2 separate regions of the Homo sapiens genome follow, and region 2 is linked to region 1. The links are chromatin loops, found by intact Hi-C in ENCODE. Cell type or tissue: gastrocnemius medialis. All regions are shown on one strand. Each heading gives the region's core, and the rest is flanking DNA. Links, peaks and the distances in the headings are about the cores only. Region 1 holds the start of DHRS7C (dehydrogenase/reductase 7C). Region 2 overlaps GLP2R (glucagon like peptide 2 receptor).

Region 1 (8,331 bases), core at 139-8,138:
ATCCAGGAATTGTGTGCACCATTCCTTTGCATAGTTGTACATATTTGTTAAATGTAGATGTAGCCATAAACTACATACGAAGTTGTCTTGTATGATTTCAATTTGAATCACGTGGACGGCATCGTCTTATACCGGGATTGTCTCTTCAAAGGAGGTAAGACCGTCTTTTCCATTTTTGTAATTGTAGTAAAATACACAAAACATAAAATTTACCACCTTAATCATTTTTGTGTAACTATCACCATCATCCATCCACAAAACTTCTCATCTTGCAAAACTGAAACTCCATACGAACTTCACATCCTTCCTTCCTTCAGCACCTGGCACCCACCATTCTACTTTCTGTCTCTATGGTTGTGACTACTCTGGGTACCTCGCAGAAGTAGAATCATAGAGTGCTTGTCTTTTTGTGGCTGGCTTATTTCACTCAGCATAATGTCCTCAAGGTTCATCCATGCTGTAGTGTGTGTGTCAGAATCTCCTTCTTTTTAAGGCTAAATAATATCTCAGACACATCAGACACATATTTTTTTTTGAGACGGATTCTTGCTCTGTCACCCAGGCTGGAGAGCAGTGGCGCGATCTCAGCTCACTGCAACCTCCACCTCCCGGGTTCAAATGATTCTCCTGCCTCAGCCCCCCGAGTAGCTGGAACTGCAGGCGCGTGCCACCACATCTGGCTAATTTTTTGTATTTTTAGTAGAGACGGGGTTTCACCATTTTAGCCAGGATGGTCTCGATCTCCTGACCTCGTGATCTGCCCACCTCAGCCTCCCAAAGTGCCAGGATTACAAGCGTGAGCCACTGCTCCTGGCCCTCAGACATGTTTTTAAGAAGTCAGGCTAGTCCAACAACCCACCATCTCATGTCATCCTCACTTCCTCCTCTACAAGCCCCCTGCCACCTATACACAAACACCCTCAAAGATGGAGAGCGCCCACTCTTCCAAAAGGAGGTAAGGAGTAGAAGCAGCTTCATGCAGCAAAGCAAGTGCTGGTCCTGATGGAAAGAAGACACCGCTAACAGGACCTGCATTTCACCTGGGGAACATGCAGGGTGGAGACAAGGGATGATACTGACCCAACGATTTACTGTTTATAAAAGCATGTGTAGGGTCGGGCACGGTGGCTCATATCTGTCTGTAATCTGAGTGCTTTAAGAGGCTGAGGTAGGAGGATCCCTTGAGCCCAGGAGCTCCAGACCAGCCTGGGCAACAATGCAAAACATTGTATCTACAAAAAATAAAAATAAAAACACCAGGGGCCAGGCGCTGTGGCTTATACCTCTAATCCCAGCACTTTGGGAGGCCGAGGCAAATGGATCATTTGAGGTCAGGAGTTCAAGACCAGCCTGCCCAACGTGGTAAAACTCCATGTCTACTAAAAAATAAAAAATAATAAAAAATAAAAAACACAAAGGTTAGCCAGTCATGGTGGCGCGTGTGTGCAATCCCAGCTACTCAGGAGGCTGAGGCAGGAGAATCACTTGAACCTGGGAGGAGGAGGTTGCAGTGAGCCAAGATCGTGCCATTGCACCCCAGCCTGGGCCACAGAGTGAGATGCCATCTCATAAAATAAAATAAAATCAGCAGCCAGGTGTGGTGGTATCCCTGTAGTCTCAGCTACTCTGGAGGCTGAGGTGGGAGGATCGCTTAAGTCCATGAAGTCGAGGCTGCAGTGAGCTATGATTGTACCACTGCACTCTAGCCTAGGCACAGAGTGAGACCCTGTCTCTGAAAGAAGAAAAACCATGTGCACACATTACCTTGTTTAGTCCTTGCATCCTTTACCTACGAGTTCCAGGAATATTACTGCACCTCGAAGGCCCCCAGGGGATGGTACAGTGATGTCATTTTTCTATATTCCGTGAGAGTAGCCTCCAAAACTCTTGACCAATCCTTCCCCAAACCTGTCCAGTGTCCTCAGGAGTGGAGCTTGACTTTCAATAAGGAAAGGCAATGAGGAGAACCAACACAGACTAGGAATAAAAGGGCCAGGAAGAAAGGAGAAACAGAAGCTATCAGCCCCAGCAATGGGCCAGGCCTACGCAAGGTGATGTACACATCACCTGTTACATTCTAATTCTACACAGTGGTGTGAGGAGTGTAATAATATGAGTGTTCCCACTTCCATTCAATGGCCATCAGATTCAGAAGGTTTAGGTGCATGCCTGAGGCCACACACAAGTCAGAAGCAGCACTGAGATTCAGAATCAGGGCCATCCAACTCCAGACTTTCAAAGCATAAAGTCTAGGGAATTTGGGTGGGTCATAAAGTCTAGGGAGTTTGAGTGGGTCAGGAACCACCTTTCAGGGTTGGCTCATGACACAGCCACATTTGTCAGAGTGGGAGAACAAATCTTTCCCCCCTCTCCTCCCTAGGTGAAGCTGTCACAGGGCAGGGGCCTGGGGCATTTTATGGGGAGAAGGAAAGCTGGAAGGAGTCCATTGAGGGTGGATTTTTCTCTGATGCAGAGATGAGCAGGTGCCGAGCCTTCAAGATCTGCAATTTGAAGCTAGGAGTGGTTCTGCTTGGGACCAAGGAGATTGAAGAGGCCCCAGAGGAGAAGATGGGCTGGGACTAACTCTGATCTAGAGCTCAGCTTTCACATCCCAGGGTTTCCAGGATGGCCTCCAACTCCAAATATGCATTCATCCTGGTCAGTCTTAGCTCTCAATTCTTGAATTAGAAAATACTGTAATTTGGCCGGGCACAGTGGTTCACACCTGTAATCCCAGCACTTTGGGAGACCGAGGTGGGTGGATCATGACGTCAAGAGTTCAAGACCAGCCTGGCCAAGATGGTGAAACCCCCGTCTCTACTAAAAATACAAAAATTAGCCGGGCGTGGTGGGGGGAGCCTGTAATCCCAGCTACTCGGGAGGCTGAGGCAAGAGAATCGTTTGAACCCAGGAGGCGGAGGTTGCAGTGAGCCGAGATCGCACCACTGCACTCTAGCCTGGGCAATGAGAGTGAAACTCCATCTCAAAAAAAAAAAAAAAAAAGAAAAGAAAAGTAAAAAGAAAGAGAGAAAGGAAGGGAAGGAAGAAAGCAAAGAAAGGAAAGAAAAGAAGAAAGAAAATACCATAATTTCAGAGTTAGGCAAAACTTCAGGATTCTTTCCTACATAGAATAGTAAAGCAGACAGGTGTTTGGAGAAAGAATCTCTTTGTGGACGACAAAGTATGTTTTGGTTGGAATATTCCTTATCTGCCCTGTGGCAATTAAATTGAAAAAAAAGAAAAATCTGAAGCCCCATGCCCCTGAGTAGATCTGAGTTTTCATTAGTTCAACTAAAGCTCCCAGGGAACTTTGTCCAAATTCAAACATAATTCCATGACAAAGAACCCACCATCCTGTCCTGCCTCTTCTCCATCATCAGGGACATGAGGCAAAATCGAAGTTGTCTAGTGTTATTCAACCAAGTTCTGAGGAACTTGTAGGCTAAAAACTTGGAGCATCTTTTAGGCTTGTCGAGACCATCATCCAAATAGCCAGGTAGGCAGATGCTTTCAAAGCATCAAGTCCCGGGGGTTTGGATGAGTCAGGAACCATCTTGCAGGGTTGGCTCATGACAGAGCCACTGACAGTAAGTCTGAGGGAGAGCAGAAACCACACAATAGTCTTCACACAGAGGTGCCCGTCAATGTCACCAATGACTCCACATCACTAAAGCTGACAGGCACTTCTCAGACCCTACGTTACTTGACCAATCAGCAGCATTGAACACAGATAATAATTTATTTAAAAAAAACTTGGCCAGGCACGGTGGCTCATGCCTATAATTCCAGCACTTTGGGAGGCCGAGGTGGCCGGATCACAAGGTCAGGAGATTGAGACCATCCTGGCCAATATGGTGAAACCTCGTCTCTACTAAAATACAAAAATTAGCCGGGCGTGGTGGTGGGGGCTTGTAGTCCCAGGTACTCGGCGCGGCTGAGGCAGGGGAATTGCTTGAACCCAGGAGGTGGAGGTTGCGGTGAGCCGAGATCGTGCCACTGCACCTCAGCCTAGTGACAGAGCAAGACTGTCTCAAAAAAAAAAAAAAAAAGAAAAACTTTACACAAGAGGTTGTTTGAGCAAAGAAAATACACATACAGGTAAAACTGTATATACGCTTTTAAAAGTTAGGAAGTAGCTACCCTCAGGGCTGGAGAGAGACATGATGAGGCATGTTGGCAATGTTCTGTTTCTTGATCTGCATGCTGGTCACGTGAATATATTCAGTCTATGAAGATTCATCAAGCTCTACATTTACGTGTGTGTTTCTAATATGTACATTAAGTGTCAATAAAATTCTGGGACTTTTTTAATCTTCCTGGTTATTTCTAATTTCCAAGAAAGAAATACAGTCTTCTTTACCCCCCCCACATACGCACACACACACACACACACACGTGCACACACACAGGTGCGCACACACACACGCACGCACACACGCACACACACATGCACACACACACATGCGCGCACACACACACATGCACACACACTGCTCTTAGTCCTACTCCTGATTGGCTCAATGCTGTTTACCGCACAAATTAGGACCTGATTGTGATTGGCCTTCTGGTTTGGGATGGCTCCAGTACTTGAACTGGGTTTCTGTCTCTCCAGTTCTAATCCTACTGAGTTTCCTTATGTAATGAAAATATTTCACATTTGGGATAAATTCTTAGTATCCTCAACCGCTAAAGATAACAGTAGTTACCTTCCTACGGCCCGGGATCTATGCTAGGCCCACACTGTGCAGTATGGTTTGTCCTCCCATTGGTCCTGCCCATTTTACAGACAGGGAAGCTAAGGCTCAGAGAGGTGAGAAACACTCTCAAGAGTGTGCTCTTTCTGATATTTCCTGTCACACCTCCCAGTGGCTCTTTCTGCAAAAGGCTTCATTCTGTTTAGCAGTTTTCTATGCTTTTCATCTCCAATTAGAAAGCAAAGGCCAGATGGTCTTCTGCCACATGCATCCAAACTACCTGGAAGCTACCTGATTACGAGGGTTACCGGAAGTGAGGGCAAGGATGTTTGTGCTGAAAATCCCAGGTTTGGATCCCTCGTGCTCAGTCCCAAACTGCAGAGGAAACCTCTAATACTCAGGCAAGCCAGGAGAGCTTTGGCAAGAGCCCTGAAATCAGACCCGGCCAGCATGTGTTCCTGAATATCAGAATAGACACTATATTTACCCTGACAGCCTTTTAGTGCAACTGAAAGCTATAAATAACCATTAGGGCCCAAGCAAGTGGCCTTAACACATGGATTTTCTTCCAAAAATGCAGACCCATTTTAATTAAGTTTGTAATTAACCACTGGGGAGGGCAGGCCCCCTGGATTCGGTCTGCTTTCGGAGACACTGTGAGTAACTTCCTATTTGTTGAACATTTGGGGATTAGCACGCCCACTGGGTGTTCAGCTTGGAGGCTTGCACAGAGCTGAGCTCCCTGCAGCCTTGGGCCTCCCCCTGCCCTGGGAGTCCTGATCAGCGTCTCTTTGCAAAGCCAATCCCCTTTTACTCCGTTGTCCCCCAGAACAAGATGGGAGTCATGGCCATGCTGATGCTCCCCCTGCTGCTGCTGGGAATCAGCGGCCTCCTCTTCATTTACCAAGAGGTGTCCAGGCTGTGGTCAAAGTCAGCTGTGCAGAACAAAGTGGTGGTGATCACCGATGCCATCTCAGGACTGGGCAAGGGTAAGCTGGCTTTGCTCCCACCTGTGCCCATTTCTGCCCCCAGGGACTGGCAGGATGGCAGGGTGGCAGGGCGGCAGGGCGCTGTGTGGGCAAACCTGCTCGGTGGGAGGGGATCGATCCTGTGTTCTCTCCCAGCTTCTATCATTAACCAGCAAGTTTCCCATCTTTTGGAGGCTGCAGATTCCTGATAAATGAGGGTGGTGGAATATCTAGGGTTGCAAACTCACAGCCTAAGGGCTAAAACTGGTCTGCAGATGTGATTTGTTTTGGCTTCATGGGGTTTCCAGAAATTTTGAAAATTCAAAGCCTTTAGCTGGGGCAATGTACTGGTTGTGAGCCCAGACTCAGGAGCTGGGTTCAGTTCCTGGCTCCAGCAATGACTAGCTGGTTACTTCACTTCTCTGCCTTAAACTTCTCATCTGTAAGGCGAGGATAACAGCAGTCTCTACCTCATGCTGCCATTGTGAGGAATAAACGAGTTCATAGATGGATAGCACTTAGAACAGTACCTGGAGCTACAGTGGATATCACTCAAGGGTTAGTAATGATGATCATGAACACATATAGGCAAAACATGCCCACGCTAGTGGGCCACACACCCCACCCATCCCTATTGCATCACACTTGGCCTGATTCTTTCAATCATTACACTTTCTGGCATTGAAGGCATTTGCATTTGCAACTCCTGAATTATATCACCTCAGAGAGGCCCTTCTGCTGGTGACATCTATGACATGAGGGGCCGTAATTGTCCTTAAGTTTGCAAGATTCTGACTCTATCCTTCCAGACAATGGTAGTACAACTTTATATGTTACATAGTTAGTGCAACTTTTGCTGTTGTTTTTATTATTTTTAATAGAGCATAGATCCCACACAGCCAAACATTCATTAGTAACTCAGTAAGTGTCCACTGAGTCCACTATGTCCTGAGCATTGCCCCGAGAGTCCCTCTGGGGGGCTGGGCACTTACTCTCATAGTGCTGCCATCGTGAGAACGTTTGTAACCTCCCTGAGAATTTTCTCAGAGCCTGCTGCTTAGCCTCTTCGGCATCCCAATGGGAGCCAATCTGCACGCTTTGAGGATGGCTTAGTTTTCAGTGGGTGATCGACCCAGGTGCATCTTGTTAAGATAAAAAACAAAGCATAAGGCAGATAGACTAGGCTCTCTAAGTGGCCCCTAGATGAGTCTCACACACAATTCCCAGAGAGGATATCCTGTATCAAAAGGGAGCGAGGTACACAAACTCAAACTCCTTCTTCAAGGGCAAGCCAGGGCACACACATCTGTCAATCAGACCAGACAAAAGACAACAGGGAGTGTGCCGCCCTGGAGAGCTGGAAAAGAGATGCCCACCTAAAGCTATTCAGAACAGAAGGCTTTGCGAAAAATTTGCTCTCCAAATAGCGCACCTTTGTCTGGCATTGCACCAGGCTGCTAACATGCGATCCCTGATACGGCCTCTACCCTGGAGCCTGTCCTGACACCTTAATTGCTCCTTCCTCTTGAATGGTCCTTGTGGACCAGCTTCTTAACTGGCCCCTTGTAAGTGCACACCACATTAGTGTATTTCTCATGCTGTATCTGTGTGTTTCTCAGTGGGTCCACTAGATACAGGCTTCCTGGTGCTGGAGCCTGTGTTTTGTTCACCCAGGCAGCCTCAGCACCTAGCTCAATGCTTGGTTGACATCCTCAGAAAATGTGTATTTAATGAATAACCTCTAAAAGTGACATGTGATCAGGGAAGGCCCTCATTTGGATAAGTGTGTTCTTGCAAATTTGTTTTATTGCTTTCCAGCTTGATTCCAACATGGTTGGAGAATACGCTCTGTATGATTTCGATTCTTTTAAATGTGCTGAGGTTTGTCTTATGACCTATCTCGATATGGGTTCTGCGAGTGCTTGACAAGAATGTACGTTCTGCCGTTGTCCTACAAATGTGGATTCGATCCTGTTTGTTGGGGAGGTTGCTCAGTTCTTCCGTAGCCTTGCTAGTTTTGTGTCTTATTAGGTAGAAATACAGTTTTACTGATCGTTGAGAGATGTGTGTTTGTTTTAATCATCTCATTCATTTTTAAAACACCTCATTCAGTTGTAGTCACACGTGATCAAATCAGGCACCCAGGAAATACATCTCATGAGGGAAACAGCCTTTGCAGGACCTCATGGCCTAGCTTGTCGTGTCTACTGTCACTGTTCTTTTTTTACTATATCTCATTGACCCACCCTGGAAAGAAATGCAAAGAAGAAAAAAATAAAGTCCCGGTACTTAGCAGTAACTTGAGATGCTGGATGTGTGTGACCTTAAATAAATGCCTAGCTCTCCACGCTGCTGACGGCAGTGATTCCAGGCTCCCATTGCTGCATGTCTTAAGTCCAGGGCACTGAGTGGATGATGCAGGCTGTGCACAGCCGCTGCACACCCTGGTGCCACGGAACCTGCACGAACCCCATGGGTGCCATCGGGAGCAGCAGGGATTGCCACACCAAGTTGTTTACTAGGGAAATCAAACAGACAGACAAAGACTGGGGCATCTAGCCCTCGCTCTAAACCTCCTGGATTTGGCCAAGCGGGGAATCCTGTCACCTTGTACCCACTGTGTCTGCAGCAAGAGTGACAATCAAGGCCAGGCACGGTGGCTCACGCCT
Region 2 (8,331 bases), core at 318-8,317, 50 kb before region 1:
CAAGTAGCTGGGACTACAGGTGCACACCACCATGCCCAGCTAATTTTTGTATTGATTTTTTAGAGATGGGGTTTCGCCGTGTTGCCCAGGCTGATCTCAAACTCCTGGGCTCCAGCAACCCTCCCACTTCAGCTTCCCAAAGCGCTGGGATTACAGGCCTGAGCTACTGCAGCTGGCCTCTAACAAACATTAAACTTTATGTGGTATCGCCCCATATCTACCCCTTGGTCTATCCCTCATATAGCAGTTTTTTAAATTACTTGCACAATCTGTATGCAATTGGTATTATTTAGAGAATATGACATATTAGAGGACCTAATAGGTTAGTATTAAGCTTCCAATATGAAATACATCAAAGCGTACTTGATTTTCAACTTTAAGTTGAAACCGTGATGAAAACAGTATTGACATATTTAGGAAAATTTAAGACTCAACATATAAAGTTGATGTATTCGATGAACTAGAATTATTTTAAAATAAGAAAGATTTTCTTATTATAACAATTATTTAACATAGTTTAAATGTCTAAAGCATATCAAATGTAATAGCGCAGCTTAAAATGTAAAAGGATATGTAAATAACTTGTTTGTGTCAACAAAAATTAATCAGAGACCTCTACGAAAGTAGACTAACTTACTAGATTTATAAATAGAATAAAAAACTATATGAAATAGCATTGACCTTAATAACTTAACAAAAAGCTAGGTTTTTGGCTTTTGAAAGTCAAATGAAATATTACACACACACACACACACACACACACGCACACACACACATAAATCCAACCAAATAGCCAATGCAGAAAAGCTACCATCACAGACACCAAAAAACTCACAATGACAAGTGAACTATGATCACAGCCCTAGGACTGAACCAGAGAGGCCAGGGAGGGAGAGAAGTGTTTGTAGGGTCCAGGGAAGATAGTCTGAAAAGAAAAGAAACGCAATAATCACAACTATCAAATGCCTATTGTGTGCCAGGAGGTGGATGAATCACTCCACATTCATTGCCCTCTGAAGCCTCACAACTAAGCCTGCAAAGCGGGTATTTTCAACCCCATCTTACGATGCCTGCAGAGAGGCTAGGTGGCTCCCGTGACAAGAATAGTGTTTCTAAAACTGAACTCCTTGCCTTCCCCTGTCCCCAGACTTTATTGTATAGAATATCTTTAACATTTAATGGGATAATATTTAAATGACTTTAGAGAGCTAAAGAATTCCAACTAAATCATGAAATAAAGCCACAATTCAGCCTGGGCAATATGGTGAAACCCTGTCTCTACAAAAAATACCAGATGTGGTGGTGTGCACCTGTAGTCCCAGCTACTCAGGAGGCTGAGGTGGGAGGATCACTTGAGCCTGGAAGGTGGAGGCTGTGGTGGGCCATGATCGCGTCACTGCACTCCACCCTGGGGAACAGAGACAGACTCTATCTCAAAAAAAAAAAAAGCCACAACTTGGGAGTGGCGGAGAGTGGGGGTGTTTTGCAGGTTCAAATTAGGGCACAGAATTAGGTAGAAAGGACCAGGCACGGTGGCCCATGCCTGTAATCCCAGCACTTTGGGAGGCCAAGGCGGGTGGATCACCTGAGGTCAGGAGTTCGAGACCAGCCTGGACAACATGGTGAAACCCCGTCTCTACTAAAGATATAAAAATTAGACGGGCGTGGTGGCACGCACCTGTAGTCCCAGGTACTTGGGAGGCTGAGGCAGGAGAATTGCTTGAACCCGGGAGGCAGAGGTTGCAGTGAGCCAAGATCATGCCATTGCACTCCAGCCTAGGTGACAGAGCGAGACTCTGCCTCACAAAAAAAAAAAAAAAAAAAAAAAAAAAAAAAAAAAAAAGAATTAGGTAGTAAAATATTGAGAATCCAAAGGGCAAGGCCTCTCCCTGTATCCTTCTCAGGGAGGGGCATTTTTAAGTCTCCTCAAGGGTCCAAGCCAGAAGCCTGCGATCTTGTTGTCCTTGGCTCTACCCTCTCACAGCCTCCAGCACCAGCCAGGTCCTACCGTTTTGCTCCTCGGTAAACCTATGAGTCCACCCTCCCTCTTCTTCCACCCCTGGGCGCTCTCTTCCTATCCGGCCTGAGTTGCTGCCACGGTTCCTGCCTGTTGTCCCTGCCTTCTGCCTCCAGCATGGCCCCAGTCTCCGATCTCCATAACTAACTCATGTGTTGACAAGTTCACTCCTCTCCAATCTGCCAGGACAAATCTGTCAACACATAAGTTAGTTATGTCCCTCTCCTACTTCAATATACAAAGTCCTAAGTCCTTCACCGGGCACAGGAGGCCTTCACCACCTACCTCTCCCGAGGCCTCTACCTCCACCTGTGTCCTCCTCAGGCCCTACCTCACCTGCCCAGCAGCACTCAAGGTGGCCCCAGAGCCCCGTGAGCTCTTTGACCCTAGGTGTGTTTCTCCCTTTTGCTCTCTCTCTTACTATGGCCATCTCCTTCTCACCCTGCAGGGCTAGGCTTGAGCAGCCTTCCTGGTCCCCTGTCTGCATCAGTTTCCCCATCCTCCATGACCCTGGGCATCTGACACTTCCCTCCCAGCAACGATCACACTGTCCCTATGCCTCACAAGATCACAAGACTCTGAGCTCCCTGGAGGCAGTATCCACGTGCTATCCCCTGTTTATTCCCAGTGCCTGGTGCAAAAACCTAACCCATCGTATATGCTTCATTACTGTTTGTGGCCTGACCATCGGAATGAAAGAAACCAAGGTGTGGCCGTAGATATCTGTCTGATCCCCAAACACCTGTTCCTCCGCTTTGTGCAGCCTCTTGCATTGCACTTTGAAGGAAAGTGAGCAGATGTTGGACAAACAGGAGGTCCTCAGGGAGAAGAGCAAGAGTCCAACGAGAAAGTATGGTGCAGAAGGATTCTGGAAAGAACACATGTGGAGAGAAGTCTGAAGCATGGATTTGTTTGTTCATCCAAAAAACCTTTCCTGGGAAGCCATGGGGACTTGCGGACCAGTTACTGTGGTAGACCCTGGGGATAGGGCAGGAGTGCCTGCATAGACCATGCTGACCGTGTACCAGGTTTTCTCCTAAGAAACTGATGTCTGATGACTAAATCCTCACAACGTCACATGTAGCAAATATGATCCCTGTGGCATGAATGAGGAAGCAGAGGCCCAAGAAGATGAGGTAACTTGCACCAGGTTCACAGCCGGGAAGAGCAGAGTCTGGATATGAATACACAGACTGTTCCTCTGAGCATGCCACAGAGCTGTGGAAAATCCCAAGGATAAGGGACGTTTCGTTTCCCCTTTTGGGGGCTTATTAACATTCTTACTATTTGGAATGGAAATAGGGCTGCCTGACCCTAGACCCTGTGCTATGCCACTCCCTCGAGGCACACAAGTCCCCTGTCACCAGTGGATCTACATTCTGATGAGAGGGCTAGATAACAAATAAGCAACAGTGAGAATTTCAGGGAGGGGCAGGTGCCATAAAGGAGTCGAAGTGGGGGGTGGTGGGTGGTGGGTCGGGGGGATGTGGCAACCATAGAGGGCACTCTCTGGATTAGGTGACCCTGGAAGATCTCTCTTTGAAGGAGATATTTGGACTGAACCCTGGATGGTGAGAAGGAGCCAGCCACAGGGGAGCTGGGACAGGTGCTCCAGGCACGGGGAACAGCAAGCACAAATGCCAGGATCAATCCTGGAAGACTGACTTCTCTTAGGATTTTGCATGTCAGCCTAGTAGTGGAAGAAATTCCATGGCCGCCACAAGGGTTGCTGCTTTGCGGGACCTTCCTTAGCTTCCCCGGGGAGAGGCGCTGGAGAAGCCTCTTTGTGTGGCCCCTGGAGCCAGCAGGCCACTGGGGTGTCCCGAAGGAGGGTGGTTTGGACCCTGGATGCCTCCTCACTGAGCTGAGCAAACTCACGTTTTGCTTGAAGCTGTGGTTCTCGGAGCATTCGGAGTCATCCTGCCAAATATCCGTGGCGTTCTCTATCGTCTGCCAAGTCCCCTGAGCCAAGCAGTGTCTGTAGGCCCTTCCTGAGCTCTCTGAAAGTAAACAAAGCTCTGGAGGAAAGGTCAGAACACACAGCCCGTTCCCCTGAGCATGCCACAGAGCTGTGGAAAATCCCAGGGAGAAGGGATTTTCATTTCCCCTTTTGGGGGCTCATTAACATCCTCACTGTTTATTTGGGATGGAAAGGAAAACATGGAAGCTTCTCAATTTTGTAACACACCATGGTCTGCTAATGTCTGCTGTGTTTACCCAAAGTCTCTGGAGTTAGAACAGCCTCTGGTGACTCAGTGATGTTATAAGCCCTCCAAGGTTCAGCCCAGCTGGGAGATGCCAATCTGGGCTCCTGATGCTTGCTAGGTGGGGCATCTCTTCCTGAGGCTCATGCCATGCAGAAGAGAAAGTGGTGGGCACGTGGCTGACAGACTGGGGCTGAAGCCGGATGCGCCATCCATGCATGAGTGTGTCCTGGGCCTAGCTCTCCTAACCTCTAAGCCTTCCTCTGTTTTCATCAGGAACTGGGGATAATAATTGGTACCAACTCTCCATGATTTGGGAAAGGATTAAATGAAAGTGTATGTGAAAATGATGAGAAAAATCCCTCTGCGCATACAGACTGCCATTGTGACTCAGTCACATCTATCCCAGGAGACTCTCCCAGAAGGTCCTCCACCTGGAGGATTAGAGGCTGAGCTTGCAAACGAGAAGTCGAAATCTGTTGGTCCTTCCTAGTCCTGGCCCTGCATATCATGGGCCAACAGTAACTATATGCTGAATTCAATGAATGGACAACCAAAGGGTATAGCCCCCTACTCCCCTGACAGCTTTGCTAGGTAGGGTGTCTAATTGACATCTCAAACAACACACTCCAAACCACACCCTTTTTCTTCTTTTCAAAATCTGCTCCACCCACCTATTTTACCACCTCAGTGGATGGCAAACCCGTCCTTCCAATCCCCCGGCCCTAAACTTCAGAGTCACCCTCCCCTTCTGTCTCTCATAGCCTTCCTCAGGTCCTCTAGCTAATCTGTCATCCCTGCCTTCATCTGTACCCAGAATCTGACTGCCACTTTCACCTCCTGCTTCCATCCTGTGGAACCATCACCTCCCACCGGGAGATGGGACTCCTCTGACAGTCCTGCCCCTCACATCTGTGGGCAACCCAGCAGTCAGAGCAAGCTGAATAAAATATCAGCCACACAGGCCAGGCGTGGTGGCTCACGCCTGTAACCCCAGCACTTTGGGAGGTCGAGGTGGGTGGATCACCTGAGGTCAGGAGTTCGAGACCAGCCTGGCCAACATGGTGAAACCCTGTCTCTACTAAAAATACAAAAAAAAAAAAAAAATTAGCTAGGCATGGTAGCGAGCTCCTGTAGTCCCAGCTACTAGGGAGGCTGAGGCAGGAGAATTGCTTGAACCTGGGAGGCAGAGGTTGCAGTGAGCTGAGATCACGCCATTGCATTCTAGCCTGGGTGACAGAGGGAGACTCTGTCTCAAAAAAAAAAAAAAAATTAGCCACACCATGTCATGCTTCTCTCCAAATCTTCCAAGGGCTTTCTGAGAAAAAGTCTTCTGGCCTTTCACGAAGCCCCCTAAGATCTGGCCCGTAACTCTCTGTTGTAACCTGTTGCTTCTCTCCCCTCTTCACCACAGCCACATCTGCCTACTTCTCTTCATGGAACAGGCCAGGCATGGTCCCCGCATAGAGCGCCATTGACCTGCTGTCTCCTTCCCTCCTGAACACCCTCCCTCTAAAACCTTTACCTTTTCTACATCTTCACCAAAATGTCACCTTGCCATCGAAGACTTCCTTAACTACCCAGTTTACAGGTGCAACACATCACCCCACTCCAACCATCCCATCCCTTCCCTTCCCCATCTTGTTTAACATAGATCACATTCAAACATAGTCTGCACTTATTTATGATGCTTATTGATAATTGTCTGTCTCTCCTGCAAGAATGTAAGCCCCACGAGGAGAGAGATCTTACTCGGTTTTTGTCACTAATATATCCCAAGCACTTAAAAATAATGCATGGCATACAACAGGTGCTTCATAAATATTAGTTGAATGAGTGAATGGTAAGAATGTCACTTGACACTTGCATTGTCTGTACTAGCCATAATGCTTTGTGCTGGGAATGCAAAGATACAAATAGGGCTCAGCTCTGGCTGGGGGAGTGCAAAGAAAAATCGCCGTAAACGATTATAAATGCTAAGACAGAAGACTGCACAGGTATAGAAGAGGCCTCAGAGGCCGGGTGCGGTGGCTCACGCCTGTAATCCCAGCATTTTGGGAGGCCAAGGCGGGAGGTTCACGAGGTCAGAAGTTCGAGACCAGCCTGGCCAACATAGTGAAACCCTGTCTCTATTAAAAATACACAAATTAGCTTGGTATGGTGATGTGTGCCTGTAATCCCAGCTACTTGGGAGGCTGAGGCAGGAGAATTGTTTGAGCCCAGGAGGCAGAGGTTGCAGTGAGCCAAGATCGGCACACTCCAGCCTGGGCAACAGAGCAAGACTCTGTCTCCAAAAAAAAAAAAAAAGAGGCTTCAGAAAGGCAGAGGGGAGAGGTCTGTAGTTGAGGGGAGAGGTCTGAGAAATCTTCTAGAAGGAGGAAAGGATTGAGCTGAGAATTACAAGGGGCTTTATAGGCAGAGGAGCATGGCCAGAGCCTGTGAGGAGGCCTCCTGGGCAGGTGTGCGAGCCAAGGTACTGAGTGGCAAGAGCTGGACCAGGTGCAGAGCCTGGGAGTTGCTCATTGGGCTGGAGTGCAGGGAACCCTGAACGTGGGGGAGAGTGCTAACGAGGTCAGCAGGGCCAGGCAGCAGGAGGTCTTGCATGCCATTTGTAGGAGTCGTGATGCTGGGGAGACAGAATGTGAATGATATTTTAGAAAGCTTTTCCAAAGGTGCCTGGAGGGGGCCAGATCTGAGGCAGGGACTGGAGAGGAGGCCATGGAGAAGCAGCAGAGGGTGCTGGTGAGCCCACAGCAGTGAGGGATGGAGGGGAGGAGGAGATGGAAGACCTGGCTACCCACTGGTTGAGATGTGGGCTTGGGTGGGGCCAGGTGGACCCTGAGACCATTCCTTAGATGGGGAAGAGAGGCGGAGAAGGAGGAGGAGGAGAAGGAAGAGGAGTTTGTTTTCCTCTCCTCCATTTTCTACTCCTCCCTGTCCCTCAGTTTCTACTCCAATTGATGACAAGTCTTGAGCATTCTGCCTCCAACACTTTAATCTTTCTCCTTCTCTCTGCCCTCTTGCCCTTGCCAGAATCCAGACCCTTAGCATGCTGTTTTCTGGGACACTGCAGTAGTTTCCCCACTCTCCTCCTTGGTTCCTCCATTCCTGTGTCCAATAGCTGCATGCTCTCAATGTCATTCTCCCAGACTACAACTTGTGCTCCATTTTTATGCCTTAACACCTTCTGGGACTCCACATAATCTTCCTCTACAGAAGAAAGCTTGAAACCCTAGTGACTAACACCCAGCTTCCTTCGTCATCAGCCCCCAGCCTCAGTCGTCAGTTACAGCTTCTGTTTGCCATCAGGCGCTCAGTGGTGCAATGTGGGCTCACTGCAGGCTCCGCCTCCCGGGTTCACGCCATTCTCCTGCCTCAGCCTCCGGAGTAGCTGGGACTACAGGCGCCAGGCGCTCCCTCTTCTGATATTACCAAGCTCCTTCCTCTCTCCCATCTCACAGGGACTCTCCTCCACTCTGTGCATTTGCACATGTTCTCCTCTGCGCCCTTCCACGGTCTCCACATTCTCTTCACTGCAGGGATCCATTTGGATTCTAAAGATTTAATGCACAGAATGGCGGGTGGAAGAGTAACTTCCCACCTCTTGCAAATCACACTCCCTTCACATTCCAGAAGCCCAAAACCTATTTTTTTTTTAAAGAGGCTTTAATTTAACTTCTTTGTAAATGTGGCTTTTTGAACACTTCATTTTCTCTTACAGTGGAATGGATCTGTGTTTTTAGCTCTTGGAAAGGGACAGGTAGACAGTGAGCAGAGAGGGACAGGTAGACAGTGAGCAGAGAAGTAGGGATCGGCTCCACATGCTACTGAGAAGTCCAGGTGTTTGGGGCCTCTAGACTTGAAGGAATCCAAGGGGCTCCTCCCTGGATTCAGCTTCAGCTCCCGCGGACCAAGCGGCAGCTGTGCGACGCACCCTGTGAGTGCCTTCTCATTGACTCCTCGGAGTGACCTTCAGAATTAGCAACTCTCCTTCCCTTCATAGATGAGGAAGTGGAAGCTCAGGGGGCTGTGGGAATTTGCCCAAAGTCTCCAAAGTGTAAAACAGAGGGACTGGGTCTGACCTCGGGGCTCCTGACTCCACACCCAGTG

The links. Hi-C counts contacts between places; a loop is a spot of excess contacts. Peaks named below come from ENCODE experiments on the same cell type or tissue, not always from the same donor. Only the 100,000 strongest peaks of a DNase experiment are listed, where the experiment ranks them.
Region 2: it touches region 1 in a loop (11-fold over the local background); 4 of 110 quality-filtered maps call a loop at or near these places.

The regions. Positions count from the first base shown.
Region 1 is chr17:9,788,483-9,796,813 of GRCh38, reverse strand. DHRS7C (dehydrogenase/reductase 7C) reads left to right here and starts at 5,222. Exons shown (of 6, transcript NM_001105571.3): 1 at 5,222-5,683. The coding sequence starts at 5,530. In gastrocnemius medialis, for the core only: no CTCF peak of the experiment used is centred there; DNase peaks (open chromatin) are centred at 5,113 and 8,090; H3K4me3 peaks cover 1,538 bases; H3K27ac peaks cover 3,548 bases.
Region 2 is chr17:9,838,181-9,846,511 of GRCh38, reverse strand. GLP2R (glucagon like peptide 2 receptor) reads right to left here. Exons shown (of 13, transcript NM_004246.3): 4 at 3,896-4,017. Among named protein-coding and RNA genes, the nearest start is that of GLP2R, 16 kb to the right of the region's middle. In gastrocnemius medialis, for the core only: no CTCF peak of the experiment used is centred there; DNase peaks (open chromatin) are centred at 3,961 and 4,330; H3K4me3 peaks cover 502 bases; H3K27ac peaks cover 3,555 bases.